Linked DNA regions of Mus musculus: all the other regions are linked to region 3. Evidence: chromatin loops called from intact Hi-C (ENCODE). Cell type or tissue: left cerebral cortex. All regions are shown on one strand. Region 1 overlaps Gm32742. Region 2 overlaps Gm32742. Region 3 holds the start of Sik2 (salt inducible kinase 2). Region 4 has its middle 6.9 kb from the start of Ppp2r1b. Region 5 overlaps Gm32742. Region 6 overlaps Layn (layilin).

What was found. Hi-C counts contacts between places; a loop is a spot of excess contacts. Peaks named below come from ENCODE experiments on the same cell type or tissue, not always from the same donor. Only the 100,000 strongest peaks of a DNase experiment are listed, where the experiment ranks them.
Region 1: it touches region 3 in a loop (3-fold over the local background); 11 of 42 quality-filtered maps call a loop at or near these places.
Region 2: it touches region 3 in a loop (2.7-fold over the local background); 6 of 42 quality-filtered maps call a loop at or near these places.
Region 4: it touches region 3 in a loop (7-fold over the local background); 37 of 42 quality-filtered maps call a loop at or near these places.
Region 5: it touches region 3 in a loop (2.5-fold over the local background); 14 of 42 quality-filtered maps call a loop at or near these places.
Region 6: a loop joins it to region 3, with 7 times the contacts of the local background. A loop is called at or near these places in 5 of 42 quality-filtered maps.

The regions. Positions count from the first base shown.
Region 1 is chr9:51,150,542-51,155,541 of GRCm38, forward strand. It overlaps Gm32742, which reads right to left. Exons shown (of 31, transcript XM_017313740.1): 11 at 3,718-3,892; 12 at 2,626-2,741; 13 at 1,862-1,981; 14 at 1,453-1,688; 15 at 1,172-1,293; 16 at 265-495. Among named protein-coding and RNA genes, the nearest start is that of Gm32742, 16 kb to the right of the region's middle. In left cerebral cortex, a CTCF peak has its summit at 2,060 (motif pointing left); a DNase peak (open chromatin) is centred at 2,054.
Region 2 is chr9:51,135,085-51,140,084 of GRCm38, forward strand. Gm32742 reads right to left here. Exons shown (of 31, transcript XM_017313740.1): 29 at 4,070-4,216; 30 at 3,480-3,677. Among named protein-coding and RNA genes, the nearest start is that of Btg4, 22 kb to the left of the region's middle. In left cerebral cortex, a CTCF peak has its summit at 2,169 (motif pointing left); a DNase peak (open chromatin) is centred at 2,151.
Region 3 is chr9:51,006,563-51,011,562 of GRCm38, forward strand. Sik2 (salt inducible kinase 2) reads right to left here and starts at 2,511. Exons shown (of 16, transcript NM_178710.3): 1 at 2,179-2,511. The coding sequence starts at 2,313. In left cerebral cortex, CTCF peaks have their summits at 515 and 2,772; DNase peaks (open chromatin) are centred at 528, 1,733, 2,585, 2,698 and 1 more place; H3K4me3 peaks cover 2,526 bases; H3K27ac peaks cover 1,705 bases.
Region 4 is chr9:50,847,477-50,852,476 of GRCm38, forward strand. No RefSeq gene overlaps it. Among named protein-coding and RNA genes, the nearest start is that of Ppp2r1b, 6.9 kb to the right of the region's middle. In left cerebral cortex, CTCF peaks have their summits at 1,953 (motif pointing right) and 4,116 (motif pointing right); DNase peaks (open chromatin) are centred at 1,966, 2,452, 3,057 and 3,418.
Region 5 is chr9:51,141,767-51,146,766 of GRCm38, forward strand. Gm32742 reads right to left here. Exons shown (of 31, transcript XM_017313740.1): 21 at 4,303-4,443; 22 at 3,589-3,706; 23 at 3,187-3,371; 24 at 2,875-3,000; 25 at 2,567-2,759; 26 at 1,405-1,527; 27 at 153-301. Among named protein-coding and RNA genes, the nearest start is that of Gm32742, 25 kb to the right of the region's middle. In left cerebral cortex, a CTCF peak has its summit at 2,649 (motif pointing right); a DNase peak (open chromatin) is centred at 4,937.
Region 6 is chr9:51,056,596-51,061,595 of GRCm38, forward strand. Layn (layilin) reads right to left here. Exons shown (of 8, transcript NM_001033534.1): 7 at 2,862-2,961; 8 at 185-1,061. The coding sequence ends at 701. It overlaps Gm32681 (a long non-coding RNA gene), which reads left to right. Exons shown (of 3, transcript XR_870735.2): 2 at 4,156-4,359. Among named protein-coding and RNA genes, the nearest start is that of Gm32681, 13 kb to the left of the region's middle. In left cerebral cortex, no CTCF peak of the experiment used is centred here; a DNase peak (open chromatin) is centred at 2,594.

The DNA.
Region 1 (5,000 bases), 140 kb after region 3:
TAAACTCACTCTGTAGACCAGGCTGGCCTCAAACTCACAAGAGATCCACCTGCTTCTGCCTCCCCACTGCTGGAGTAAAGGCGTGCGCCACCCGAATCCAGCAGAAGTCATGGGTGAGGTGAAGGAGCAGGTGTTTACTGCTTTGCTCTGATCAAGGACAGAGCCATGCTGTGTGTGCATTCATTCTTGAGGTCCCCAGGGAGCATCGCCCTATCTCTGAAGCCCAAAATAAAGTTAGGGCTGGGAAGTGGGCCAGGGTCCTACCAGCATTAGAGTCAGCAATGGGGATCAGCCCTGAGCTCAGCAGATCATATCCCAGGTGTCCAGCCTCAGGCAGCACATGCCCAGTGTCAGGGTGGATAAAGTAGCCAGGGGGTACGGGCCCTATGTGGCCACTTGCTGGGAGTATCATCGTACAGTTGGGTCCAGGGACCATCAACTTGGTGACAGGATTCACAATGATGTCATCAGTACCCTCTTGAGGACCTGCTGGGGCTGCAGGAAAGCAAAGGCTGCCTGCTGGGCCTCTCCCGAGGTGACTGGGGAGGCTAGGAGTCTTGGCTGGAGACAGGAAGAAGTTAGCAGGAACTTTATCCCAACCTCCCAAGGATGATGCTCCCAAGAATGGTGCTCCCCAGGGTAGTGCTCCCCAGGATAGAGACTTTTTAATTTTTTTTTTTTTTGAGTTGAGCACAGAGCATCACCATTGCAATGTCCAGTATCCTCAGATTACAGGCTAGGTAAAGGTCCTTTGGGGGAAAGTTTTGTGGGTACTGAGGTGGGGCTGAGAACTTCTAGAACTTGCTCTGCCTTTAACGGATATCTTTTCAAGGCAAACCCAGCATTTTCCAAACCTGACTGTTCACATTTATCTGCTAGGCTTTTATTTTCAAGAAGTGTCATATGGTTTGCAAATCTGTCATTTGTGATGCCTTCCTTCCTCATCCTCCCTGTTTCTGAGCTCCCCTCATCTTTTGTGTGGGGCCATTGAACAGGAACTCCCTCCTGTTCCCAGGGTTCCTCGCGTCCTTCCCCTTCCACTTCTGCCTCTGCAGGTGTTTTAGGGGAAGGACTTAGGTCTTTGAGGTGCCTAACGTCCTGAATGCAGGGATTTAGTTTCAACATACGGACTAAGTTCCCATAGGTCCTTGATGAGGCCATCAGTGCTTACCTGCCTGTAGCAGCTCCGCCCCTGTTCCAGTGTCCAGGAAACCCCAAGCCTTCAAGCGGTGACCTTCTTGCAGCATGGCCTGGGACAAGCGGCCCAGCAGAGTGTCCAGCCGAGAATCCACCCTGCAGAGACACATATGGCATGCCGGTCAGAGTGCAGAGACAATGAGAGATGGAAAAAGGACACTTAACGTCGCTACTGCTGGAACTCTGTGAAGCCATCCATACTCTCTTTCCCTGGTTTGCATTCCACCCTCTGATTCAGGCTAACCAGGTACATACTCTCCAGGGCTTTGCCCAGGCTGTGGGGACGTCTCTGGGCTAGAGCTTGCAGATGCCTTCAGCAGCCACCGAGCTTCCATCAACGCTGAGTAGAAAGAGGCCCACTGGTCCTGCCTGGCACAGAGGTCTTGGTGAAGGAGCTCCAGTTGGTGAGCAAGGCTTGCTGCATACTCGCCCACCAGGCTTCGCCTCTGCCTAGACTCTTCCTCTGCAGCCATGGCAACTGCCTTAGCGGCCTGGGTCAAAGACACATTGCCCCTTTTACCTGTAGGGCTCCAAGCACCAGGGCTGGTGGGGTGGGGACGGGGGGCGGGGGCAGGGAGGAGGGACGGGGTGGGGAGGGGACAGGGCTTGGGGACTGTGAGAGGGCACAGAGGCTGGGTGGGAAGGTGCAAATTCAAAGTCCAACCTCTTGTTGCTTTCTCTGGATTAGAATCTGGTTAGTGGAAGCTGAGGTGCCACGCTGAGCACCCCACAGCTGCCGGAGAGAACCAGCTTCATTCAGAAGTTTGCGGTAGAGGACTTTGAGCTGAGAGAGAGGAATTAGTCAGTCTTGACTACCACCCAAGAGCCACCAGCTTTTTACTGTAAGCTTAGAGCGCCCTCTACTGCCAATATCTGGAGAGATGGCAGAGAACCGGCTTCTGAGGACACTTGGAAGAAATGGATAAAACTGGCAAGAATAAAGTTCTCCCCTCAAGTCAATGCTGGGGATCAAACCTCATGCATACAACACGCCAGGCGGATGCTGTCACTGAGATATATCTCCAGCTCCTGGCCAGTTTGGATACTTAGACTTCTAATGTATTGACTTATTTCCAATGTCTGTCACTGAAGACCAGGGATAGGAATCTAAGGCCTATTTGGCTTTGCCTGCCTGCCTGCCTGCCTGCCTGCCTGCCTGCCTGCCTGCCTGCCTGCCTCCCTCCCTCCCTCCCTCCCTCCCTCCCTCCCTCCCTCCCTCCCTCCCTCCCTCCCTTCCTTGTCAATTAGTCTATACGTTTCTTAATATCAGTCCTAATTAATCTGAAATTTTCTATCTTTCCTTTGCCCCGGAGTTCTTTAGGCTCCATCCCACGTCCCATTCATCCCCCCTCCCCCATTGCATCCACTTCCAGCCCTGCTTGTCTCTGCTGGCCATGAACAGAAGCACCTTTTGGGCCTTCCAGTTACCTCCTTGTTGATTTGGCTGAGACTGGCCGTCACTGTCAGAGACTGCCGATGCAGTATCCCAAAGAAGACCTCTGTGTCAAACCATTCTAGGTCTACCTGGTCCTCCCAGGTCCCACCTGTGCGAGGGATGGGCGTATGATTAGCGTCCCCACACGCAGATCTAGACACACCTTCAACGTATCTTCTTCCAGGTTCTCAGCAGATTCAGTCTGTCTCCTAAAGGCATGATGCTTGCATGGACCACAAGTGTTTCTGAGAAACTTGACCGGAATGCAGAACGCTGTGCCTGACCCCTGCCTTGTGGAGTCAGAAGACCATGGACCTCCCTCCCCACTGCTGCAAAGCCTTATGCATACTGAAGTTCTAGAGGCACAACTTAAACCCAACCCTGCTCTCTGACTGAACTTTGAGTGGCAACAGTTGGAAGGGGAGCTTCAGCAGGATGTACAATACGATCTGCAATTTGCCCCTCGGTGGTGGAACAACATAACTTGTAAGAATATAACACACCCTCCATGCTGACAGTAAAGAAAGCACTGAGTACGCAGAGACATGGAGGCAGCCTGGGTCCAACTAGCCTTCTCTCCAAGAAAAGACCCAGTCGACTATCTCACACCCACATTTGCATATCTCTGGCCTCTGTCTTATAGTCTATAAACTGTCCTGGTGGATAGAAATTAGATTCTTTCTCTGATTGGGCCAACCTAAAAATAAATTGGTTTCTTTCACCAACCTGTTTCCTAATTTCTTTTGGAATCCCGAGAATCTAGGGTCGTTGGTTCCGGATCTGTGTGTCAGTCAACAGTGGCCTGCCCCATTTCTTAATCTGAGTTCTCTGCGCATGGTTGTACTACTTTTTTACTTGACAAATTTGTGGTCAGATGTCTCTTTCCAACTCTACACTGTATTCCTAGTGCCTAGCAACATCTGTATACAGCAGCCGCTTAATAAATGCTCTCTGGGAAAACAAGTGGATGAATGATGTCTTCTAGGCAGCAGACTGAGCAAAGAGTAACCCAGGAAGTTGAAGCATGGCAGAACCTGCCAGTTGGATTTGGGGCCCTTGGAATCTAATCCCAGATTGTCACTCACCATGACTCCCTTCAGCTCTGAGGACCTCGCAGTCTCGGGGTGATTGGCCTCTCCTCACTAATATCATACCAGTCCTTGGGGACATGTAGACATCAAGATTATATCTTTGCTGGTGAGTCCTGAAGATGGGGTGTGGAGCAGCCTTCCGAGCCCAGCTGAGGCTCTTACACTGAATCTAAGGGCACACACACCGCGGGGAAAGGCAGGAAGGAGGAAGCTGAGCGGTATCCTTTCTGGAGAAGTTCCCCTCTTGGCTTGGGGGTATCTCATCTCCTTTGCTTTTACCCCATGAAAGGCCCTGTTCGATGTAGCTGCCTCTTTAACCCTTCCCTGCCCTTAGGCTGTTGTGTATTATAAACTAAAGTCTTCTCAGGAGCTCTCATTCGCTCAGTATCCTCATCTGCTGCCTAGAAAACAAGCCTTCCTTAGTCTTTTTGGCCACAGCAGAGCTAGAAAGATGAGCTGTTCTAGCCTTATCTTTGGCTGCAGAGGCAGAGGCTCCAGCCACAGCCACTTGGTCCCCAGAGCCAAAGACTGGTGTTTTGTGTCTTTGAAACATTGCTGCTAATGCTGTCATCTCTTGATATCCACAGGGACTCGTTCCAGGACTTCCCGTGGGTACCAAAACCCACAGATGCTCAAGTCTTTGGTATTAGCTGGCATGTTATTTGTTTACAACTCACCCACACCCTGTGATGTATTTCAGATCATCTATACTTATGTATATTACCCAATGCAATGTAAATACTTTGTAAATAGTTGCCCTGATGTATTGTTTAGAGAATAATGGTGAGAAAAAAATCTGTGCTTTTTCGGTATAAATGCAATTCATTGTGTGTGTGTGTGTGTGTGTGTGTGTGTGTGTGTAGGTTAATGCATCTTTTTGTCTATGCATGTGGAGGCTAGAGTCAACGCCACGTGTTGCTCCTCAGTTGCCATCCACTTGTTTTGTGAGGCAAGGTCTCTAACTGGGACCTGGGGCTTGCTGACTCGACTAGGGGTGCTGGCCAACAAGCCCCAGGGGTATCTTCATCTTCATCTCCTCAAAGCTGGGGTTACAGGCATGTGCTGCTGTGCTCAGTTTTACATGCGTGCTGGGGATCAGGTTCAGGTCTTCATGCTTGCAAGGTAAACACTTCACCTACTCACCTATCTTCCCAGCCTCTCCTGAATGCTTTGGCTGGTAGTTGATTGGATTTATAAGATACTTCTTTCTCTGGACTTTCTAACCCCCTTATTAGCACAGGGACCGTGCGTGCTCTTCTGTGTCTATCTCAGGGATT
Region 2 (5,000 bases), 130 kb after region 3:
TGGGGTGTGTGTGCAAAAGTCACTCCTGTTCAAGAAGCAATGTGATAGTGGGAAGAACAGTACAGACAGAGGGGACCCTTCAGAAGCCGTGTACACCGCATGTTTGGAGGTGGGTAAATGAAGTGGGCAGACTGGTAGGGGAAGGTGAGAAGGGGCATTGGCTCCTCTCATTTATTTAAAATGAAATGGGAAGTCACAAGACAATTTTGAGAAGATATGGTTTTCCTATTAAAAGATCCCTCTTCTGTGATGAGACTAGACTGAAGAGAGAGGCAAGGGTGGTCTTGGGGAGGCCAATTGCTATCGAGACATCCAAACATTCAAGAGATCCAGACAAGAGATGGTGGTGGCACTAAGCGGTGGCAGGACCATTCGTTGAACAGTGGTCAGGTTCTGAGTATGTTCTGGAGGCAGAACAGGACTTTCCTAATGAGTGGGCTGTGTGGTACACAATACAAAACGAAGGTCTTGGCCTGAAAAATCTGAAGAATGGAGTTGCCATCTACCAAGATGAACATGCTTTTAGGTGGATCACATTTGGAAAGATGAAAAATTGGGTCTTGGACCTGTTTAGTGAGACTTCATACTCATGTAGGTGCATACAATTACTTAGCAATCTGATCTGATTGAGTTAGGAAACAAATATATCCACAGGACAGAACTATGATCCTCTAATTCTGAGAGGTCAGAGAGAAGAAAAAATACCGGAAAAGAGACAGGGAGGAAAAACCAGAAGCACAGGAGAAAACCAGAGGATTCTTAATACCCTGGGAGCCGAGTGAGGAAATGTAAGGAAGAAGAGAAAGTGAGCAGAAGGGTACTCACCGCTGAGGGACAGGGACAGGGAACTGAGGACTCTTCCATAGGAGTTGGCCTATGACAGAGTTCCGTGGCCAACCCAATTGGATTGAGAGGTGCCAAAGATATCATCAGCCAAGCACCACATTTGGGTATGCCGACGAGGGCAGCTCCAAAGATAAGTGTACCATAAGGCTTTGGTCAAACCAACAATTTAACTCAGTGGTAGATTCAAAATGTGAATGGATTGTTGGGAGCTGTTGGAATTGTGAAATGCTAGGTTACCTGGGGAAAGTGGGCCTTTGGAAATGTGCCTTGAAAGGTACACCTGAGCCCCCTCCTTTCCAGTTCTCCCTCCTGTGTGCCTTGAAGTGAGCAGGCTCAGCTACATGCTTTTGTTGCCATGATATGTTGCCTAGCCCTGGGTCCAAAGCAATAGATCTGCAGTGTAGTCTTCCTGTAGTATCTTTAACTATGCTTAATGAGGTTACATAGTGTAAACTATGGTAGAGTCAAAGAGACCTGCCTACTATCTTGGTGGGCTCTGTAAGAGGGGATACTGGTGATCTAGGAAGCTCTGGTATAGATAGCGGTGGATGTGGTCTGCTCTCTGGATATGGGGTGTTCACTGTTTAGTTACTACCACAATGGGAGTAGTGGCTCCTATTGGATAATTGGAGTCTCTTTAGGCACTATTGTTGCCAGCTCTACTACTTATGAAGGACTCGGTCTAGCACTGCAGCCTAAGTAGTGGTGAGGGGCCTGGAGCACCTTGTGTTTGGAGCAATTGATGATGCTGTCTCACATCACTCATGGAGAGAGACAATGGTGGGAGCCTCAGCACCATTCTGTTGTGTTCATACTCTGTCCTGACAGCAGTGTACAGTCAGACAAGATGTAGGGGTTGGGCAGCAGTGGGAAATCTATAGGTAGGGTGGCAGCTGGAACTATGGTATTCCTTTCTGCTGCTGCTGGATGCCTGGTATTAATGCGTTCTTGGCAATGGGATTATGGGAAAGTTTTCCTGCCCCCCCCCCCCCCTTTTGATCTGTGTTTGCTGCTGGCAAGGATGTGATTAGAGCTGCGCTCACCTGCTCTGCACTACTCTTCCAGGCAGCGCCAGAGGGCTACTTAGACCCCCTCTCACACTCTTGCTAAGATGGCGAGGCCATCAGTGTAAACCACAGTATTGCTTCCCTGCTTAGCAGTAGCAGGATCTGGAAGGGTGGGAGATACTTGTTCTCAGGTCTACACTGGCACATGCTCACTTGTAGCTGGTTATGTCTTGGACCTTAGATGCTGAGTGCTCTGATATGGTTCTGGATTGGGGACACCTCCATTTCCCCGTGTCACACCACTGCCCCCTACAGTGCAGTGTCCCCAAACCACACAGCTTCCCTCTGATTGTCATTGTAACACTGTGATCTGTGCTTCAGCTCTTTCCTCTTGAAATAAGAAAGTCTGTAATTTATTTTGGATTTTACAGAAGCCTGCAGTCAAGAGATTTTGGTTTTTAAAGAGATCTGAGACTTTTTAAATTATTGAAAAAAAATGTAAAGACTATGAGGCCTTTTAAAGTTGCACTGTACTTTATGACTTGAGTATGAGATATGGAGGGCAAGCAAGAAAGGAACTGTTATGGTTCACAGGGTCTTATCTATGTGCCAAGTTGACAAGGGATGGACTTATGGTTAATTTTGGTTATCAGCTTGACACACCCGAGAAAAGAGAATTGCTTGCGTGAGAGTGGGCCCGTGAGCACATCTGTGAGACATGTTCTTGATCACTAGCTGATAGAAGAGTGCTCAGGCCACTGTGGGCCATGCCATCCCTGGGCAGGCAGGCCTGAGATGCACGAGAAAGGTGAGTCTGAATGCAAACCAATAAGAAGCATCTCCCTGTGGGCTCTGTTTGCACTCTCTAGGCTCCTGCCTTAGTTTTCCTTGACAAAGGACTATACAATATAAGCCAAACTTTCCTGGGTTGCTTTGACCATGGTGCTTGATATAGCAACAGAAGCCAAATGTGTCCAAATTGGGGCTACTGTGCAAATTTCAGATTACCAAAGCAGTTAGATCGCAGTGTAGTCCCCCTGTAGCATAGTGCAGGGTAGGCTGCTGGTCTATGAGAGCCATGACACTCTCCAGTAGTTACAGTTGCCCACATCAGCACTGATAAGAGTTGGTGAGGCTCCCCATCCTGTGGGGCCAGGGTAGCAGATGCCTGGCCTCAAGCCTCTCCTGTTCCCAGACTCTCTGTTGCTTCAAGGTTGTGCTCACCTTAAAAGGTAACTATGTATCTATTTCTTTGATTCTTTGTGGAGGAGGAGATGGATTCTAGGAGCTTCTATTTAGCTCTCCTGTATCTCCAGGATCTTTTTTTTTAATTCTTAAAAGGATTATGAGATAATATTTTCATAAAGGTCCTTAATGATAGCTTATTATTAAGGCCACAGTCAAGTTTGCATAGAAAACAGCACATTATATTTGGATAAGTGTGGGGTAATTTTACACTTTCATTTAGTCTCTGAGTCATAATGAGGTTACAATAGACTTCCGCTTATTTCTTGATAATAGGGGTGGCAACTCAAGCCAATGTTGGAAATAACTGAATGGGCCATGTATCAAGTCCTCTTTCTTTGTGAAGGAGTTGTTTTTTTTTAACAAGATAAAGTTAGTTACCTCTTCTGATGACTCTCTTGCCAAGCAAGGCTCAGGTTTCTTCTCAATGAGTTTAGAGAGGAGATCTCTTTCTCTTTCAGAGACTGGCTGCTCTTTTAACAGAATAGCACTTAGGTTTTTATCAAACTTATTGTCCCAGGGAACTGCTGACATTTGCAATGTAGTAGTGAATGCCTCCTTGAAGTACACTCTCAGCCCCTGGTTAAGGAAGAGAAAAGACAGATCAATGTGACTTGGGAGTAATAGTTATTAAAGCTTTCAAATAATGGTTGAAAGGAAAATGGGGCTTGAGACCATCTTTACCTGCTGTCTCCCTAACAATTGCGGTGAGTTTTATGCACCAACAGTGTTGTCACAAAGCCATGGTGTTGTTCTCAGAGCTAGTCTACATCTCAATTGAAACATGCATGATGCCATATGCTATCCTAGGAAGTCTGACCAGGAAAAGCCTTTCCCCAGATAGTGGGAACCAAAGGTCACTGATGGGTCTCTAATAGAGCCAACATATTGCAAAGCATACAGCATTTATTATTCTGGGGAATGATGACCAAGTCACAGAGAAAGAAAATCTCAGTATATGTCATAAGTACCTTATAGAACAACTCCAGAAACCTGGGGTTGGAGTCCTGGTTAAAGTCCCCCGTAGCAATGTGAGCCAGGCAGTGGATCAAGAGCAGAACAAAACTCCCCACAGATGCCAAGCACTCTTTCTCAACAAACAGGGTGCTTTCAGTGCTCTGAGTGAGAAAGATGCCCAAGTAGAGACATGTCAACTTCAGGAAAACTTCCACAACTCAGGAAAAGTTTACTTAAAATAAGACGCCTTGGATTTAATGATAATTTACTGAAAGGAAACATCAGAGATGAAGAAAAAAATGTGTCTTAGTTCAACTGTGGAAAAATAATTTAGTCCACTTTAATTTTAAAAAAAAAGAGTTATTTATTTATTTTGTGTATATGAGTACACTGTAGCTGTTTTCAGATGTACAGAAGAGAGCTTTGGACCTCATTACAGATGGCCGGGAGCCACTTTGTGGTTGCTGGAAATTGAACTCAGGACCTCTTAACTGCTGAGTCATCTCTCCAGCCCCTTTCTCTCAATTTCTTACTTCTTCTTGTTTTGCATTCTCTCTCTCTCTCTCTCTCTCTCTCTCTCTCTCTCTCTCTCTCTCTCTCTCTCTCTGTGTGTGTGTGTGTGTGTGTGTGTGTGTGTGTGTCTGTGTGTGTGTGTGTAAGTCACAACTTGAGGGAGTTGGTTCTCCTCTTCTGGGAATCAACATGCAGTTTATCTGGCTTGGTGGCAAGTATCCTTATCCACTGAGCCATCTCAAGAGCCCAACTCTTAAGGTTTTTATTTTCCATCTTACAGAAAACAGACTATTAGAAATTCAGAGCCAAGTGGCTTGTCTGTCTCTTCTTGGATTATCTAAGATGGTTTCCCTTATGCAAGGCCTCTCCAGCTTCAGTTGAATAGGGATTGCAAGAGAGGTGGTATTATTGTGAGAGCCCATTCCAGGATTT
Region 3 (5,000 bases):
AATCTAAAATAATGCAAAACAGTTGAAAATTTCACTATTTTATTTACAGTTTGCACGACTGTTCTATTTATCAAAGATACAGATATTTAGTAAATAAAAAAGTTTTTCCTAAAGAAAAAAACTCACTGAAACATTATTGGAAACTGAGTCCATGATTTTACTAAGCAAGTCTTCATGTAACTTTCTTATAAAACTTCAGAAAACCATTTTGCAAACTAAAACACCTACAAAGACTTTTAAGTATAGCAACTACTAGACCATTTCTATGCCTTAGTATCAACAATCACAAAATTACCACAAAATGCTCAGCCTTATGTTCTGTCAAAACAGAAAAGCACAAGTGAGGTGGAATCTATCACCTAAACGTTTAGCTTTTAACATAAAATAATTTTATACATATATACTACACACACCCCCTTTAGCAACTGCAAGAGCTTTCGTGAGCTGACAGGTGTCTTCAATCACAAATATAACTGATCTGACAGTCATAGGCAATGTTACTCCACAGTGCCCCCTAGCTCGCTTCCTAAGAAATATCAGCTTGAAAGGGACACCATCAGAATTGTCACCCTGAAGAGAATGTATAAATTGCCATCAGCGCCACTGAAGCAGCTCTGAGATACAACTTTAACTAAACTCTATCTGACAACAACTGACCACTAACTATTGCTAATAAGAAAAATCGTGTGGATGGATTTGTTATCCAACCACACAACAATGTAACCAAAAAGTTCAGACTCTCTCTGTAATGTGCTATTTTTGGCAGTCATTGAAAAGGACTCATAAATACACCCATTTAAGATACTTCCTTTTAATTTAACGTCGAGGTAAAGGTATGACATTTGGCCATAACTCTTTATAAAAACGAAACACTTTAATCATTACAAAAATGCTGGGGTCAAATTCAGCTATGCAAAAGTTTGGTAATGTCAATATACTTATCATTATAGCAATCTAGATTCATAACACTGGTAAATTTGTGAAAGGAAAAATTTTGACCTTGGTACTGATGCCCTAAAGAAGAAAGATTTAAGTGGTGTGTCAGGGATTTGTGAGGCAAAACAAAAAGTGAAGACATGTTAGACATGTCCTCCTTCTTTATGGAAATGGACATGAAGCAAAACTTTTAAGTACAACTGCTAAGAAAACAGTAAGGCTTTTAAATGCCCTTTACCTTACATAAGCGTAAGTCATCCTGGGCAGGGGGTGGGGGTGGAGGTCCTATAGTCAAAGATTAGAACGTTCTTAAGAACATAGTAGGAAAAAAACCCGAAAAGGATGAAAACTGGGGAGAGAAACTGAAAATCGGTGAAACTCAAGTGGCAATCACAAGGCAGAATAGAGTACGTCAAAACCACTAGGTTGTAGACTAAGAAATGGTTTTGTTTCGATCGTTTTTTTTCCAAGGTATTTAATTTGCACGTCTTAAAATAGAGACCCCGAGGAGAGCAGCTTGAGGCAATGGAAGGAAGAGGGTGGGCTAGGTAAGAACGCAGACTTGGGGAGAAAATATGTACAGTGCACGGAGGGAGGATGCTGGAGAGTCAATGTCAGGACGCTGTCGAGAGCTGAGTACAGTCCATCTGATGTGGCTTAAGGAATGCGTGCTCGCAGCCAGCATGCACACCTGGTAAAGGGACAACCCCAGAGAACGGTGCAGAGCTGAGATGACCATTTTTAACCAGCTCTATTGTCTGGTGTATTTGCTATACCTCCTGCAAGTGATCAAGCCAGCCAAAGAACCGTTTCAGAGACCCTGCGGGCCCAGAGAAGATGGACAGCGGCCCGTCCGCACCAGTCCGGTCCGCGTCACCCCCTCCTCGCCGGGCAGAAGAGGAGGGCTTGGTCCGGGCCGCGCTCCGCGTCCGCCGAGCCTGGGAGCTGCTGGTCCCCTTTCTCCGGCCGGCGACGTTGGTCCCCGCGCGGCCCCGGAGCACAGAGACTTCCCCTCCCACCCCACCCCCAGCCGAAAGCCGGGAAGACGCGGAACTTGTGCTCAGGAGCCGAGGCCACAGACCAGGTTCCCGGGTGGGAGAGTCGGGACGGAAGCCTGTGTGGCTTCCCGGGGACACCCCACACACACTCGACCTGCACCCCGCGGTCCCCGCAGTGCCAGGCCCGCCGTCCCCCGCCCGGGGCGCAACCGCGCCACGCTCCCGCCGAACCCCGGGGCCGCACCTCCGTCTTGGTGATCCGGTGCCGCCCCAGCTTCACCACGGCAAAGTTGCCCTTGCCCAGCGTGCCCTCGATGTCGTAGAACCCCACCCGGACTGGCCCGCGCTGCAAGTGCCTCGGGCCATCCGCCATGACCATGCTTGGCCCCCGCTGCAGGACACGGCGACGGGAACGCGAACGAACTGGCCGGCAAGAAGCGGCACGGAGCGGGCAGGAGGGCGTCGGGCGGCGCGCCTGGGCTCTGGGCGACGGCCGCGGCTCTCGCTCCGGCGCTGCTTCCCTCCCGCCCCACAGGGCCCAGCCAGGCGCGCGCCGGCGCTGACGTGAGCCGACGTCAGGGGGCCGGGGCAGGGGGCGGGGGCGGGCCTCCACCGGTCACCATGGCTACCGCAGCCGCGCCGACGTCGGGGGCGGGAGGGAGGGGCGGTGCGCGGGTCGGGCGGGCACGAGGCTTCCGGCCGCGGCGAGGCCTGAGAAGGCTGAGGAGGGCGTCGCGGCCGGGGGCGGGGTCGCCGTCCGCCCCGCCCCGCTCCTCCTGCCTTCCAGCAGAAGCGCAAGAGCGAGCCCTGGTGGGCCGTGCGGAGGATGCACTGGGCCAGTCTCCTGGAGGGTCGCCTGGCGGGCGCTCTCCGCCGGGGCAGCCCTTCCCGCCAAAACCTCTTCTTCAGCGGACTGCAGCGCTAAATTTGGAGCCCGAGGAGCACCGTGGCTGAGCAATGCATTGCTCACAGCCTCTTTTCTTTGTGTTCATTTTAGCTCCCTTGTCAGTACTAAATAAGTCTCTCCACTTTTTGACGTCTAAATTCCTACTCACAGCAGTCGGTCACTTGCAGAAAAAAAAAAAAAATGTCAGCGCTAAAGAGACCCCAGAGATGATTAAGCCCGGAATTTGGAATTGCTAATGGGCTTCGGAGTCTGGAACCTCTGAAATGTAGGTTGAGCATGTTAGTTGAGCATGTCTCTGTGGAGAGGTGACCCGGTATTATCCTAAAACGCTTTGGGAACTTGTAAACGGTTAAAAAGTATCTAATCCGATTTGTTTCCAGATGACGCAGCAGGCTGCCAGAATGAAGGGAGTTGCCAACGTCACACAGGTAATGCTAGAGTTCTAATTATAACCCATCACACCAGTCTTCCATATGGTGACCTAAGTAAACACAACATTTTAATATCTTGAAATATATTATGTGTGTCCAGACCTTGGTTCCTGGGTACCCATTGTCCATTAAAAGAAACGCAACTCGTTTGGGAGTAATGACAGCGGGGGCAAGTATAAGATGCTCTTGAAAGATCTAATATGAGTAAACCAGGGGATTCCTTGTATACAACAGGAAGAATATGTCAGAAGCCAGCTTGAAGGGGCCCACCAGTGCCAAATCTGAGCCAATCTAAGTATCAAAAACCAACAATTTTGGAAATACACTATAACACACATTACTTTTTATTTTGTGTAAGAAGTCAGAGGACAGGATGTGGGAGTTGGTTCTCACCTTCCACTCTGTGAGTCCTAGGGGTGGTTGCTGTAGGTAACTTTAGCCAATGAGCCATCTCTTAGGCCCTAGTGTTTTATTGTTTTGGGACTGTTGTTTTTTTTTTTGTTTTTGAAACATCATCTCACTATGTAGCCCTAGATAGCCTGTAACTTGCCATGTAGACTAGGCAGTCTCTTGAGTGCTGAGATTAAAGGCAGGTGTCACCATTCCCAGCCTACATTAAAATCTTAGAAGGAGCTCATACTTCATTTTGTCACTTTACTTTTTTTTTTAGACAGGTTCTCAGAAATATTGTATATGTGATAAGCCCCCTTAAATGTCTATGCCCTCCCCATCTCATTCAGGAAACTCAAACTCAGAACGGTACCCATGCTAGGCAAGTATTGTATCACTGAGCTATGTTCCCAGTCAGGATAAATGAGAAGAGGATGCATGTAAAAATTATGAAATCACCATTTTGTGGCTGTTATAGTAATAACTGGCTCAGACAAGAATTAACAATAGTTGTTAAAGTCATTGGGTAAAGTTTGGTTGGGGAATAGGGTATTTAAACAGTCTCAAAATATCTTTGGAATAAAAAAATCATTGGGAAGGATTAACAAAAGATAACAAATTATAGTGAAGAAATCTGACAGTCAATTTCCTGATAGAATGATCCTAGTTAGCAATTGGAATAAAATAACACACAGGGCCCTCTGATCTGAAGTACCCAGGACATATCTCTGAAGTGATATTACTTTAAAAGTACATATTCTGAATCTGTCACGAAGAAACAAAGCAGAAAAATGTAAACTGCACACATCTATCCCCTAATTACCCAGCATGCTTAAAGTTGCCATTGTCGTGAAAGAAAGACTGCAGAAGAATTTTAGATTTAAGGTCTTAAGAGACTTGCCACTAATGCAGCACATGGTCCTGGAAAAACATGGCACCAAGGAATACTGTCAGGGCAATAGTTGAAAATAGAATTGGATGCATATCAGATATAAGTATTCTTTCAATGTTGAACCCCTTAAAGATTTCTTTTACTTTTAGCTAAGTGTATGTGTGGGTATTTACATGCAGGTGTGCGTGCAGATGCCCATAGTGTCCCCCAAAGGGCATTAGCTCTCTATAGCTGGAGTTACAGGTGGTGTTAAGGCATCTGATGTGGGTGCTGGGAACTGAACTCAGGTCCTCTGCAGGAACAGTACTCCTTTTAAATCTGAGCCATCTCTCCAGCCCTTAATGCTAGGTTTCTTGATTCTAATCATTGTACTGTGCTATGAAAGAAGTATTCTTAAGAAACACACACTGAAGTATTTATGGATAAAAACTTGTGATGTAGGCCAT
Region 4 (5,000 bases), 160 kb before region 3:
GTCTGGCTTAGCAAACCTGTCCTGTAGGTGTGGGGAGCCATTAGGTCCTCCCTGTCCCCTGTCCTTTGTAGAAGATGTCCAACCGCAACCTGGGTTTGTATTCACACATTCAGGCCAGATATTAAGTGGCAAATAATATTTAAAGCTGAGATCTGCCCTGGGTCTCCCAGCTGTGGAATTCCACCTAGACCTGAAATTCAAACAAACTTAAACAGACACATGTGAGCAACGGAAGGAGGGAAACTCAGAGAGGGGATGTGAGGGTGTGGAGGGGGAGTGCAAGGACACGGGACATTTCCTGTTGGAGCTTTCTAACCTGAATAGTGTGTGTGTAAACGAGCAACTTGGGTGTAAGTGGCCATTTCACTTGAGTGTGTGGGTATTTTTTTATCTTGAAATCTAAGTGCATCTTGAAGTATCTTTAAAATCAAGGAAAGTGGGGAGGGACTTTTGTTTGCTTTTGCTTTTGTTTGCAATTTCTTACATGCAGGTAAGAAGCATAAACTAGGTAACTTTTTGATGGGCCTTAGAGCAAGCCGAAGGGAGAAGATTCAGGCAGATTTCCTCACCGTGGGGCTCCTCAGGGACCTGCCTAACCGGGTCCAGACAGCACCTGCGGTGAGAAGGGCCCCATCTACATTTATAGAACTGGAGCAACTGGCCCCCTGACCTTCAACCTTCGGCCAGTCATTTAACCAGCCAGTCATTTGCATTGCCAAATGAGAAGAGTGGGGCCTCTCCATTTATTTACCGACTGTTTTAGAAGCCTTGTGCCCAGCCCTGGAGAAAACATAACCAGTAAAGCAGCCATAGCTGGCCAGAACTGCGCAGTCCTCTCTCGGGCGTGTCAGAGTTAGTGGCCTGGGTGAGCACAGGCCCCATCATCCTTAGAAAGCTCTGGATGGTTTTTCTAGTGTGAACCCAGAATTCAGCACCACTGCCCTTGATAAAGCCCAGGTAAGCCTCACACTGAAGACCACAGCTAATGTGGAAGGCAGAGTGCTAATGCTCTTTTCTAATTGGCAACCCCTAGTCTTTAGCCCTTATCTGGGCCTCTCCCTTCTCTAGGCCTTACCTGCTCTGTCTTCTATGCCCTCTGGGATCCTTTTTTTTTTTTTTTCTGGACAACAGTTGACTAATGTGACACTGATACATACTAATGGATGCTGCTTGTCTCCTGTAAGGTTCATTCTTTCCACTTAACACTTCTAGAAAAAAAACAACAACATTTGGTCATCTATGGATTTATGTATTAGATAGGAAAAGAAAGTGTGAGTAGGCAGACTCCACCTACCCCAGGGCTTGGCCCTGCTTTCTCCTTCAGGCAAGGCCCTGCGTGAGCAAGACCGTTGGGGTGAGATGTGTGCAGGGACTGAGCGTCTTCCCTTCTCAGGCTCAGCCTGGAGCCAGCTTTGTTTGGTTGTCAGGCACAGTTACCTTTCCTGTGGAGCTGGGAAGACCTCACTTCCTTGTCTTGCTACAGGTTGCAGACATTCTTTTTGCAGCTGCTGCTAGCTCCCTCAGTCTCGAGAGCAAAGGTTAATCCCATTTTGCCAGGAGTGACCTGAAGTGTGTCCACTCAACCACCAAGAAGACACCACGTACCACTCTGCATGCCACCTCTTTCTTGTCTATAACAGCGTGCCTCTAAGTTTCCCTGGAATAGCCTGTAGGGTGTTTCCATTCTCTTTCCAGAGAGATACAGTGTGCCTTAGTAGGCCATTTAGAAGAGAATCTTAGAAACTTTCCAGATCCTGCCTGGTCCCATTTTCTTGGGCTTCTATATTTGCAACGTCACGCTTGTGATGACTGGTATTCAACAATGAGTGTCTCTGTGTGTGCATGTGGTACCGAGATTAAAGGTGTGGCAACACCTTTGCTTCAGTTTTATCCTTCTGAGGGCTTACTTACACAGTCCTGTCTATGTAGCCATCATGGAGACTCAATTGTGTCCAGCAGAGGGCGCCCTTTCACTTAAAATCGCAGAGTTCCTTTTCCTCCAGGAACTTAGTTGATTTGGTGGTTGCTGTATTCCCAGCATGTGTTGAAATATCCAAGCTGAGTGCTTTGAGATGTGTCCTTATATTGCCTCGTGCATTTCTACAGATGCAGATGTTTACTGTGTAGATGAATTGCCCACTACACCTCCGATTCGATTCCCTAGTTGGTAGGCAATCTTGTAAGTTGCTACTTCTCTGTTAGTTTCAATTATATTTGTTATGTCCTTGATTGTATTTGTAGGTAATAAAAGACAGTGTTCTTGAAGAGGGAGGTCTCTTAAGGGGCAATGACCTGATACCTGCCCACTTTTAAGCATGGACATAGAGCAAACCTTTCCACATACACACTCCTAACCCTACCACTGTTGGCTTGCTGATACTGGCACGGGCAGTCTGGAGGATATATGAATATCCTGAGTTCTCGCCTTCTGGTGCCGACATGTCGTTTACAGCACAGTAGCTCAGTGCTTAGCAGGGTGTGAGCTTTGTGCAGTAAGAGGCCTTAGAACACTTTTGATGATAACTCCTCACGCCTAGCACACAACGCAAAAAGCAAACATTTGCAGAAGGAAGTAGTAGTCACATTTTAAACGTGCAGGTGACTGTATAGGCAGATTCAGGACTTGAATAGAGTCAGCTGTGCCAGATACGGAATGAGGATCCGCTCCTTCAGGTGTGCCACCTGATATTTGTTTTAGCTTAACCCCAGAGAGACTGTATGGATTGAGGCTGGTGTTTTCTGTGTGGTTTGGGGAAGGGTTTTTTGTTTGATTGGTTTTTTTTAGACCCCTCTAGATTGAGTTTGTGGGAAAACATCTGAAGACTAGCTGATGGTAAAGCCTGGGATTGTAGCTCAGTTCAGAGCCCTCGCAGTCCCTGACCACTGCCTCTTTCCTTGTGGATGGGGAAGCGGATACTCATAGACTCCATCCCCCTCGGCCATTCCTCCGTTTGTCCCTCCCCTTGGAATCCAACTCGGGATGTCAGCTATGGTAGACAGCGCTCGGCTGCTGGGCTCCTCCCCAGCCAGTGCGTCAGGACCTGCTCGAAGTCTGCTATCCTTCACCTCCTTTGGGATGCTAGGATGGAGAGCCCGGAAGAGTAGATGAGCAAAAGAAAGATCTAGTCAAGGCCAGTACGCTTTTGTTTGTAAGCCACTTTAATCCCCTTCAGTAACCCCAGCCTGGAGTTTGCAGACAGCACCCTCAGCCTTTGTTGGGGGCTTTCCTAGAGCACGCGGACCCCAGCTAAATCGAATCTCATAGTCAGATCAGAGCAGGAGCAGACTTCCTGAAGTCCTAGAAATTAGTATACATTTTGGTCTGTGGTTACAAGTCTCAGCTATATTTCTGCCAAGTTATGAGAGGCATGTGCAGGGGAGCTTGGCACAGGTCCTTTTTTATGACTGGCGACTCTCCTAACAGTTCCCCGAGCAGCTCTGAAAAGGAAGTAAGAAGGAACATCACCCGGGGGTGGGGCAGGAGGGTGGCATCAGGCAAGAGCACCCTGGAGAGCAGGAACATGTGAGAGTAAGTCTCGCTTTTGTGAGGTCAAATCTCTGGTTGGGAACAATAGTGCAGGTTGCTGAGGGTCGCTGCTTAAGCTGACTGGGCCTACTATCAGTTGTGATAAGACGCTTCTAAGATAAGAGTGGGGAAGGAAAGCTAGGCTCTACCCCGTGGGCACAGTGGAACTGAGCAGAGAATAGCTGGGCATGTATGGATGCCATAGGTGAGGCCAGCTCAGGGAGGCTGCAGTACAGTGATGGAGCCCCAAATGTATGTAACAGTCTTTATGTTTCACATTCTAAAAGCTTAGCTGCAGTGAGTCTAGTGACAAAAGGGGGGGGGCATTATCTGAAATACAGAAAAATGGATGATATTTGAATAAGATCTAGAGAGAGACAGAGAGGGAATGTGTATGTGTGTATAATATCACTGACTGGCTTCAAACTTGTAGAGACCCTCGTGTGCCCATTCTTTCTGAGTGAGTGCTAAGGTGAAAGGGGAACGCAGTGACTTGTTTTTCCTTAAGATAAGGTTGGCTGGAACTCTTTTTTAAAAAAGAATTATTTATTTTATGTATATGAGTACACTGCAGCTGTCTTCAGACTCACCAGAAGAGGGCATGGATCCCATTACAGACGGTAGTGAGCCACCATGTGGTTGCTGGGACTTGAACTCAGGACCTCTGGACAGGCAGTCGGTGCCCTGGCTGGAACTTGACCTTCCTATTTCTACCCTCCGAGTGCTGCTCTGTAGGTGCTCGCTGCCGTACCCTGCTCTGAGCATCCTATGAATGTAATCTTCTGAACAACCACACAAAGTAAAGCAGACAGACTATAGATACACAAACCAAGACTCAGAGAGAGTAATTTGCCCTGCACCATACAGCTGGCTGTGGTAGAAATGGCATCGCAGCCCTACAGTGTCCCTGGCTCCCAGAATGTCCTCTCAGTGGTCATAGGTAGTACCCCAAACCTGACCTAACTAGGCCAGTTCTTTTATTCTTCTTACCAAGAATTCAAGTGGTGTTTTACTCTAGACACCCAGGGGATGAGGGGCAGAAGAACAGCTGCCACGCTCCTGAGTCCTGAAACCGTCCCATCGCTGGGTGCCCTCAGCTAAGTCCTCTGCTCACTGTTGGAGTACTGCAGTCTAGAGAAGGTGGGGAGGGGGACTTGCCATGAAGAGAAAAGAGGGAAAGAAGGTGAAAAGATCGATATGAAACTGAGGGGAAGATATTCGCATTCCTTAGGATGAGACAGTGTTCCTGTAACACAAGCGTAAGCCACCACCAGAGCCACCATGGAAAATGCTATGTTGTAATGAATTAAGCATGGACATGGGAGTCAGTTTACAGAGTCACCCTGCTAAATGAAGGTACAGATCTGTTTATCCATAGGTCTCATATCCACAGATCCAAATGAGAGTTTACTGACCACGGACAGACTTCTTTCCTTGTCATTATGCCTAAATAGATAGTTACAGCATTGACTGT
Region 5 (5,000 bases), 140 kb after region 3:
AATTTTAGGTTGCTGACATAACTCCCATGAGCTGCCTTAAGGAGGTGGTTTTTGCTGCAGGAGTTTCTTCCTGGAGAGAATTCGTTGCTGAGCCTCCTCCTGGCCACCTTGACCTCCATGGCTTCTGGGGAGATTTCTAGAAACAGACCTACCTGAAGATGGGGAACAAGGAGGTGTAGGACAGAGAGGCCATACTGGTAAACCACAAATTCCCAGGCAGAAAGCTTTGAGGGTTGCATAGTTTCCAGCTCTTCCTGCATTGTCTCAGCCTTCAGGAGATTCTTCAGAGAGTTTCTTGGTCCTGCAGATATCAACACAAAGCGGTAATAATGTCATTGTTTTCCTTCATATGGTAATGATACGTCAACAACAACAAAACATGACAATTCAACTTAGAAAAATGTTCACTTCATCCATCCGTCCATCTGTCCATCTGTGTATCCTCCAGTGAAGCCTGTGCCCATCCACAGGGAAGAATGTGCCCCAGTCAATAGGAACAGAAGACCTAGAGGGAGGCATGGGGAAGTTGGCAGTCGTTTTCTCTATTTTAATGCTTGGATCACTAGATGTGCCATACTCAGAATTGTGTCTGGCAGACAGAAAACACTTAGTAATGTTGGATGTATTCAGATTTTTGCTCATCTATAAAACTCTCTCTCTAATGGGTTTTTACATAATTGCTCTAAGTGGGTATATGTCTAAAAGGGACTTTAGACACTTGTCTTATTCCCAAGAGGACTGGGGCAGCGCCATGGAATGAGGAGAGCAGAGCTAGCTGTAGGAGGACCTTGTCCATGTGCAGGCTGTGTATGGCCCTGAGAGAGTCACATGCTTCTGAGTATTGGTTCTCTCAGTTATATAAGAAATGAGCAGTAGAATCAGAGTTAGGTTTTCTGGGGCAAACACGACAATACAGAAGCTTCAGTTTTCTTACCTATAATGTGACTATTAAAAAAACACCTATTTTTCCAGGTTATAAATGAGTTACCATAGGTTTAGAACAGTACATGGCATTGTAAAATACCCCTCATTGGCGAAGTGATCTGGGTGCCCCTTTTCTGGGGAAAAATACTCTTTTCTTTTGTTCTCCTGTTTTTAATCCTCGTGTCTTATTACATTTCTCATAAAGTCCAATTTACTATGTCGGTTGCATACCAAGGTTGATACTCAGTGTTGGATTGGAAGGTAGACTACCTTTAGGAACTGTCCTCTAAGAAATGACTAGTTATAGCTCAACAGCACTTTGAAAAATCCCTTGGGGGTCAGAGTAGGGTGGAGGCAGGGAGGTGAGGGTGACTGGCGAGGCGGCATTCATATTCCTCAGATTCTCTGTTATGAGGCTTGGAGTTTGTGCTATCATTACCTAGAGTACATTATAATAATCTTTGAGGGAAAGGAGCTTACCTGGTCTGAGGTGCATTCGTCCTTGTAGTTCAGCCATTTCCCTGGGGTCTTGGGGCCAGGTATCTATTTTCTTCATGATGGAGAGTAATGGTGGCATCTCGGTATGGTCAACTTTGTCTGCATCTGAATATGAGCGAATGAGAACATAGCAATGTAGGCAAAGCAAACGAAGATCCCAAGAGCCAGGCTTGGTTGTTCAGGCCTGTACTCTCAGCTGCTTGGGGAGGCAGAGACCGGAGGATCACAAGTGCAAAGCCTGCCTGGGCTGCAGAGTGAGTTTAAGGCCACAGTCTGTGCAATTTAGTAAAACCTTGTCTTCAAATAAAAGATGGGGTGGGGGGCAGGGGAGCACGCTGGAGATGTACTTCAGTGGTAGGGTACTTGTCTAACATGTGCAAGCTCCTAGGTTAATCCCCAGTACAGCTAGCTAGCTTCTCTTCCTCCCTCTCTCCCTCCTCTCCTGTAACCCTTCTCTCTGCCAAATATGGCATTATGTATGACAGGCAGCTTTTAAGATGGCCCCAGTGATCTCTCTCAACATGTGTTAACTCTGGTGTGATCCCCCCCCCCCCAATTGAGTGTGGGCTGGGTCTAGTGACTCATTTCAACTGAATAAAATAGGGCAAGTGATGGAATGTCACTTTTGGGATGAATGCACAAGAATCTATAAAAGCCCCCCATCTTGCTGGCTTTCACTTACTGGCTTTATTCGCTCAGAGGGAAGCAGCTGCAAGCAGAGCTTTGCACTACCAAGACTCTGTGGTTAATAGCTTTGACCTGGGGAAGATCTGCCAGCAACCTCAAGGGTGAGTGTGGAGGTGAATCTTGCCTAGGTCAAGCCTTGAGATGTTGTCACCCTGGCCAGTACCTACACTGCAGCCTGCATGAGACCCTGAGCCAGAGTCACCCGGTAAACCTTATCCAGATTCTGACTCAGAAGTTAAAAGGAGATTTTTTTTTAAAGCTTTGATATGATGGAGTAGTTATTAACAAACTATAGCAGTAATAGATAACTTATATATCATGTTTCTCTGTATCTTTTCTAAGCAATATATTGTGGCCTGCTGCGTGGTTCCTGAAGCCCTAATTACGGTATTACGAGTATCTGAGCATAGTCTGGGCTGTCAGAAGAAAAGGAAGGTGGGCAAGTGACTGGCCTGACCTGCTCCTGGCCTCTGATCTTCCAGCTCTAGATGACAACCTCGATCCTCTATGAGCATTGCAGTGATGCCTTTCAGGAAAGGGACCAACAGGGGGCAGTCAGCAGCCTGCTTCCCAAGAGAAGCGGTGACTGTTCCATAGAATCTCTCTCCAGGGTAATTCTCCAAACACACAGGAGTTCCCGAGACCTTAAGCTAGGGTGAAAGCAAGAGCTGAATTTCATGCTTAGATCCCCCAACTTCATAAATCCACAGTTCCCATCAAAGATAGAAACTCAGAACTCTTTGGCCATGTCTCGAGGACCAGTACCTGGATATGCAAGAGCTGGAGACGGCTGAGCTCCCGCTGGTACTGAAGTTGACCAAGAGCCCTGCCCAGGAAGTTCTGTCTGTCCCTCACCACCTCCTGAAACCCATCAGAGAGATGCTGTACTACCTAGAACAGAGGAAACATAATGCTACATTTAAATGGTCCTTTTTCACTCTTTCTGCTTGCTCTTCTTCATCTATCCAGCGTTCTTTGGCCCCACCAGTCCCTGAAAATTAAATGTCCCTGAAGGACCTTACAATGGTGTAGAGTGTCCTTATCCCATGGGACCCTCTTGCCAGCCTCAGGCCTTACCTTCCTCTGATGACTGCAGACTTGCGGGCTCTGATCCTGACTCTGCTGTAAGCACACCTCCTTCTCCTGGCCTTGTAACCTGAGGGACTCTTTCCTGAGTTTTTCTGAGGCCTGCCCTAACATGTGAAGGACCTTCCGCATGCCCAGCACCACGTGAGACTCTTCTTCCCACTCCTTTCTGTCTGCTGCAAAGGGCAAAGAGAGAGGCCACATGGCAACAGCTACCAGCATGGGAGGAGGAAGAAAAGACAGCAGTTTTGATTTGAGCCAGGGAACCTGCCAGGTGTGAGCCAAGGCCTAGTGGGGACCTGGGAGGGATGTGCACATTCATGTGGTGGAGGGAATTCTTGTGCTCCCTGGCAGTGGTGCATAAAAGCACTACTAGTAGGGCTTGTTACCCACCTTGAGAAAGCAAGTGCCGTTCTGGGCTGCTGAGCATGCTCAGGGCTCTAGCTCGTCGTTCTGTCTCCTGAAGGCAGCAGGCCTCTAGGGCTGTACAAGCCTCCTCAGCAGCCCTCAGCTACATTGGACAGAAAGTACCAAGGGCTGAGCCCTGATGAGAACGTAGGGCTCTAAGCCGGCCCACTTCATGCCAGCCTCCCTTCTACCTCCACACAGCTGAGAGACTTAGGGATAACTGAGATCTAGAACCTGGTGAGTTTGGGGACTATGGTGGTTTATGAGAATAACACCTCATTGACCCATATATTGGAATATTTGGTCCCCACTTGGCAGAACTGTTTGGGAAGGATTAAGGGGTGTGTCATGTGGCTTTGAGGTTTCAAAAGACCCATGCCATTCCCAGTGTGCTCTCTGTGCCTCCAACTTGCAGATCAAATTGTGAGCTCTCTTCTTTTCCTTCCCCCATGCCTTTGCTCTGCCACCATGGACTCTAACCCTCTGAAACCATAAGCCCAAGTAAGCATTTTATTTTATAAGTCACCTTAATCATGGTGTTTTGTCACAGCAATAGAAAAGATAACTGAGATAGCGACTTTCTGCCCTGAGATGGATTCCTTTCTTGTGGCCAGTAGGGAAACAAGGGCTGTGGACATTAAAAGGACTTGTATGGTTTCTGAAGGAGTGGGGACAGTGGGATGGTACCTTAGGCCTTACCTCCAGCCTGGCTTCATGGCCTGGGTGGAAACGGAGCTCCTGGCTCAGGTGCCACAAGTGTTCTGCCAGGCACTGTTCTTCCTGCTCCTGGAGCTGCCAGTACTGCCGGCGGGCCCTTAGCTCCTGCTCCATGAGGCTCTGCTGCAATGTCAGACTGTTGAGGCCAAACATCTGCAGGCCCCATGACCTGCAGGGCTCCTCAGTATGCCCTGACACTTGGTGGAGCAGTTGACTTGGTTGGAGATGGGAAAACAACCCCATAGCTCTTTTCAGCTCCCCAGTCTCTCCTCCCATCTGACATCTAGCCTCTGTAGGGTCCCCGAGCGTCTGCCCCAACATTTCTCTTGGGAAAGCAAGGGGAGGATGGTCAGGATGGCTGAGAATAGCTACCAACTCCAGCCCCTATCTGGCTCCTTCATACAGATCTAAGAGATGGTGGTGTTGGGACTCAAATTTAATTTTCCTGGTTTCTATCACAAAAGCGTTCAATACATATCCATCTTTGTGTCTGAAGCTGTAACTGGGCTTAGAATGTATGCTAAGACACTAAATCACTTTTATTTTGATGGAAATCTGCCAATTGCTGAGTTACCGCGGCAACCTCCTGACAGGGCTTCCTGCTCTGGCCTGGCTCTGTTCCATTCATGCTTTGCACAGGTGCCAGAGGGAAATTTCTAGAATGCTGATTATATATAGGC
Region 6 (5,000 bases), 50 kb after region 3:
CTGTCTGAGCCCAGAGAACAAGAAGCCCTGAAGCAAACACAGAGCTCATTTTTACTTTCTAAAGTATTTCCAAGTTGGATTTTTCCAAGTTTAGATGTCGGGAGAATGAAAAAAAAAAAAAAAAAAAAAAAAAAGAGTTCCCCTGAGGCCACATGCAGAGGAAAGGCTGTAGACACAGACTGACTAACATTCTACTTCCTGCTTTTTATTGGATATTTTTCAGGGGCGGGGTGGGGGTGCAGGTTTGGGAATTAATTATTGATGTGCAGGCCAGCCTGAGGCATCCATACAGAGGCTTTGAGAGGATTCCACAGTTTGTGTTTTTGTGATTGCCTGTGCTGCTGTATAGAGCAAGGAAAACAGAACCTAGAGGTGGGCTTTCCAAGCTCCCTGGTCAGCCCTTCATGCTGAGCAGTGAAAGCACCAGCCCTCAGATATCAGTTAGAAGCCACTGGCTGACAATCACTGAGTCTGCTGTGCAGCAGCCCCTGGGCAAAGTGCCTTCTCAGAAGGCTCAGCAGGATGAGGCCCTCAGATAAGAAGTACAGCCAGAACTTGGGGACCCAGTAGGGACTTGTGATGCTGTGCTTGCCCCTAAGACTGAGCTGGGCATTTTCATAAGCTTTCTGAATATTGTCCTTGTAAGAAATCGGAGGCCTTTGCTTCTCCTTTTGCATTCTTGCCAGGTTTTTCCTGTGTCTTAGTAATATATTTCATTTTCTACCCATCCACTCTCCTTGCTCCTCCCCATTCGGTCCGGGGAGAATTCATAGATGTCATTGGTCACAAATCCACTCTCCATACTTGCCAAAGTCACAAACCCACTTTCCGAAGGGTTCACAGCAATGTTTTCATAGTCACAAGACATGTCATCAGGCATAGCTTCCCCAGAACACACCCGGAAGGAGATGTTCTTCAGGTCTGGCCGGGGCTCAGCTAAATCAGCTTCACTTTGTTTTCTGATGACATTGTAAACATCTAGGTTGGGGCTGTTTTCTTGGCGAGGAGTGGGCCAAATGGTGTGCTGCTCCTTTGTGCTAGGGTCTGTCTGTTCTCGTTTTCTAAAAGAAGAGAACCAGGCTGAGTATTTGAGACCAGGGTCCTGAGAATGTCCCTGTTCTATTGAAGTGGATGAAGTGACCTCAGGAAGTCACCTTGCTCTGTTTCTCACCTACCTACACCAACAGGCTTTGTGAGTCAGGTAGGAGACACCCCAGGAAACTGTTCTATTCTGGTCTTCCTACACCTACCATTCACTGTCTTAGTTCTAGGACTCCTTCGGAAATGTGGGGCCAGAAAACAGTAGGAAAAAATTAGACTAAACCTAACCTAACCAAACCAAACCAAACCTTAACCAATTGAACAATAAAACAAAACTCATCTCTAAACAAAATTAGTCACATTCTACCATAAGTATAGACAATAAACAAGAGTAGGATTAATAATGTCATTGACTCTACCACCAACAGAAATCACATTCCTATACCATATCAGTTATTAGAGTTGCTTTGAAATATTTCATGCTTACCGCTACTTCAATATTATAATTATACCCACCACTAAAAATCACTAATAAAGAAACACAATTCGTTTTGGGAAATATTTTTGCTAAATTCTGTAATAGTATAACTGCTTCCTTCTTCTATCAATGCATTTTGTTTGTAACACTTAAAAGTATTGTTTAAGGATATGGGGATATAGCCAACCAAATGCAACTTGTCTGGCATGTGTGAAGCCCTGAGTTCCTAGGACCACTTAAAAATGAATATGGAAGAAAGAAAAGCAGGAAAGAAGGACAAACGGACACATGAGAGACAGACAGAGACAGATAGAGAAAGAATGTTCCCTTGTCCTGGCAAAGGGGCAAATGCATTTAAAAGTAGCAATCAAGAACCAATTGTAGATAAGTCATCGGAAAAATGTATCTGTAATTGTTTAACTCAATTCTATTTTAAATTCAAGAGAATTACCAACAAAAATGATTATAGTAATGGCCAATTCTTTTGAGTGTTTATATAAGATCTATCTATCTATCTATCTATCTATCTATCTATCTATCTATCTATCTATACACACACACACACTGCTCATACTCATAATAAACGTTTGAGGGGATTATTAAATGAAATAGGTTCTGCATTGGAATTTTACAAATGTATCTCAATGTTCATCAAAGTGAGTTCAACTCCAGGTGGACTCTGATTTTTCTGCTGTAAATGTGAGAATGCTCTCCTCCTTTAGTGTCTGCCTTGATGACAGGGAACAACAGTGTGAACAGAGAACAGTTGCATGCACTTAAAATACACCAGCACGCCATCCAGACTACATACAGAGGCTGCCTATGCTACCTAGTTTAGCTTCTTTGCAACAATACACTTTTGAAATAATTTAAAAGAAAAGTCAGTTTAAAAGAATTTGGCTGATTCATTCTGAATAAAGTGGCTTTGTGTCAGATGCTTCCCAGAATCCCTTGGAACACACAGTTTTCATGTGGCCCATTAGTCATTCCTTACTCAACAAACATTTTTGGAACGAGGACCTACATTTAGGAGAACACTTTACTGGGTGATCTGTGGGTGCACAGGAAGTGAATAACAGTGTTTTACCTTCCACTTTGCTTAAAAATCTTCCACACACACAGAGGAGAAAGCACGTAGGACTGCTAGCGTAATCACAACTCAGCACAGATGCTCAGAGAAGCATGCTGCTTGTTTGGCATGCAGACCTCGTGTCCTGCCAGAATTTACTCTCAGTTCTATAGTGGTCCTTCTCTTGGAGTTGTCATGGCCTTTAATGATGCCAGCCAGGCAACATCCTAGTGCAGAGGGAGCAAAGGTTTGCATGATGAGAGTTCTACTTGCCTTCTACAGATCCAAACCCAACATACAGCTGAAGTGACCACAAGTAGGAGGAAAAGGGGAATACTGGGAATTAGGATGTAGGCAAGATTCAAAGCAGCCTCTGAAAAAGAAAAATATCATGTATTAGCCCAGTGATCTCTCTCTCTCTCTCTCTCTCTCTCTCTCTCTCTCTCTCTCTCTCTCTCTTTCTCTCTCTCTCTCTCTCTCTCTGTGTGTGTGTGTGTGTGTGTGTGTGTGCATGTATGTTTTCAAATCAGGCTTTAAAAAGCACAATCATTAGAATATTCTAAACAGCACATTCTAGGAGATAGATGCAGTTGTCTAGTTAGCAGAGTCCCTAGTTTCAACAAATGAGCATTTTCTATCTAACCAATTAATCTAGGTGGCAATGTAAGCAAGTTTAAAGTTTAGAGTCTTGTATATATTGTAAAATCATCTTTGATAATTTCTTTTTCAAAGATCCTCCTTTTCCATGTACTTCTTAGTGAAACAGGGCTTGGTGGGGGCAGTGTAGATGTCTTTGCTTCCACAGAAATTCCCAGGCTTGGAGAGGCAAGAGGCATGAAAAAGATCAAGCCAAAAGTCCCAGGATCATTTGCAGGGAAGAGAAAGATCACATAGAGGAGACTATCAGACCTTCCCAGCACATCTGACTAAGGCCAAGTGGCATCGGCTAAATCCCTAAGTGCTGGGAAGAACATTTAAGGGGTCTTCTTTTTCCCCACTTAACTCTGTAATCTCTGAACCAGAACTGGATGTTGTTCCCTTCAGAGGCTGTGAGAGAAATCAAGGATTAGAGACTAACCCTTCTTTTTCCACTGATCCAAGGTTCCTGACCATCCAGAGAAACTTGACAACAATCAAACAAAACAAAACAAAACAAAACAAGCAAAAACAACAGACACACTCGGAAAATGGAGGATTCACTTAAAATGCCCGTCTTAAGTTATAGAAATGCCACTTATTTTGGACAGCTCTTTATTCTCTTTTAAAGATATTTTTACATATTTATATCTATTGGATAATAAAGAGTTTGGTTATCCTTCATCTCCGATCATTGGTAGAAAGGTTCTGAATTTTTTAAGATGTAAGATTGAATATAAGATTCATGTAAGAGTGAATTTTTATTCACAAACCTCTTAAACAGCACAGAATTTATGGTAAGGAGATTTCTTAGACTGGGTGCTTTTACACCAAGAAGACCCATCAGTTGATCATAGAGTGAGGCTTTGAGCTGGGTGGTACCAGGACTCTCCCTATACCACCTGACAGTGATCATCTCCTTCTTGCTTAGGTGATGAAACCTAATGAAACCTCCGAACACCACAGCCTAATGGAACTCCCTGGGTGGGTAGCACGGTGTGCTAGGAGAAGTTTATTATTTACCTTTGTAAAGCTGAGAGCACAATACTCAAAGGAACAACTTAAAAGAAGAGAGATGGACTTCAGCTCACTGTTTCAGGATGGGCTCCATGAGGTGGGCAACAACATCATGGAGGTAAGTGATTGTAGAGGAGGTGGCTGTGCACATCATGGTGAACAGGAAGCCGGGAAAAAGGAACATGCTAGGCACTGTGCATAAGCCTCAAAGGCATGCTCCCGTGGCCCACTTCCCCCAGCAAGGCTCCACCCCCTAAAATTTCCAGAATCTTCCATATAGCACTGCTACCTAGAGACCAAACATTCAATACCGAAGCATTCAGAAGATATTTTATAGTCAAATCATAACAAGGAGGTTGATAGTCCTGATTTCACTGGAAGATGATACATAAGGACTCATCTGAAACCCTTCCAGACTCTGCCCTGGCTGTGACTTTATTTGGTTGCTCTCAGCTTATATTCTAGATAGTAATGTGCATAGACACTGTATTTCTAAGTTCTGTGAGCTCTAGTGAATTACTGAACACAACAGGACTGGCAGGCACCACTCGATGTGTAGCCAGTTGAACATTAGTGCAGGTGGTCTCAGGACTTCCAGACTTGTGGTTTATGTCTGTCTGTTGTGAGAGTTGTGGAATGTGCCTTTTAAGTCATGTGCGTTCGTGTGTGTGTGTGTGTGTGTGTGTGTGTGTGTGTGTGTGTGTGTAGACTCTCAGTGTCAGAACTGAATCCCAGGAAAACATTACATTTCATTTTAAG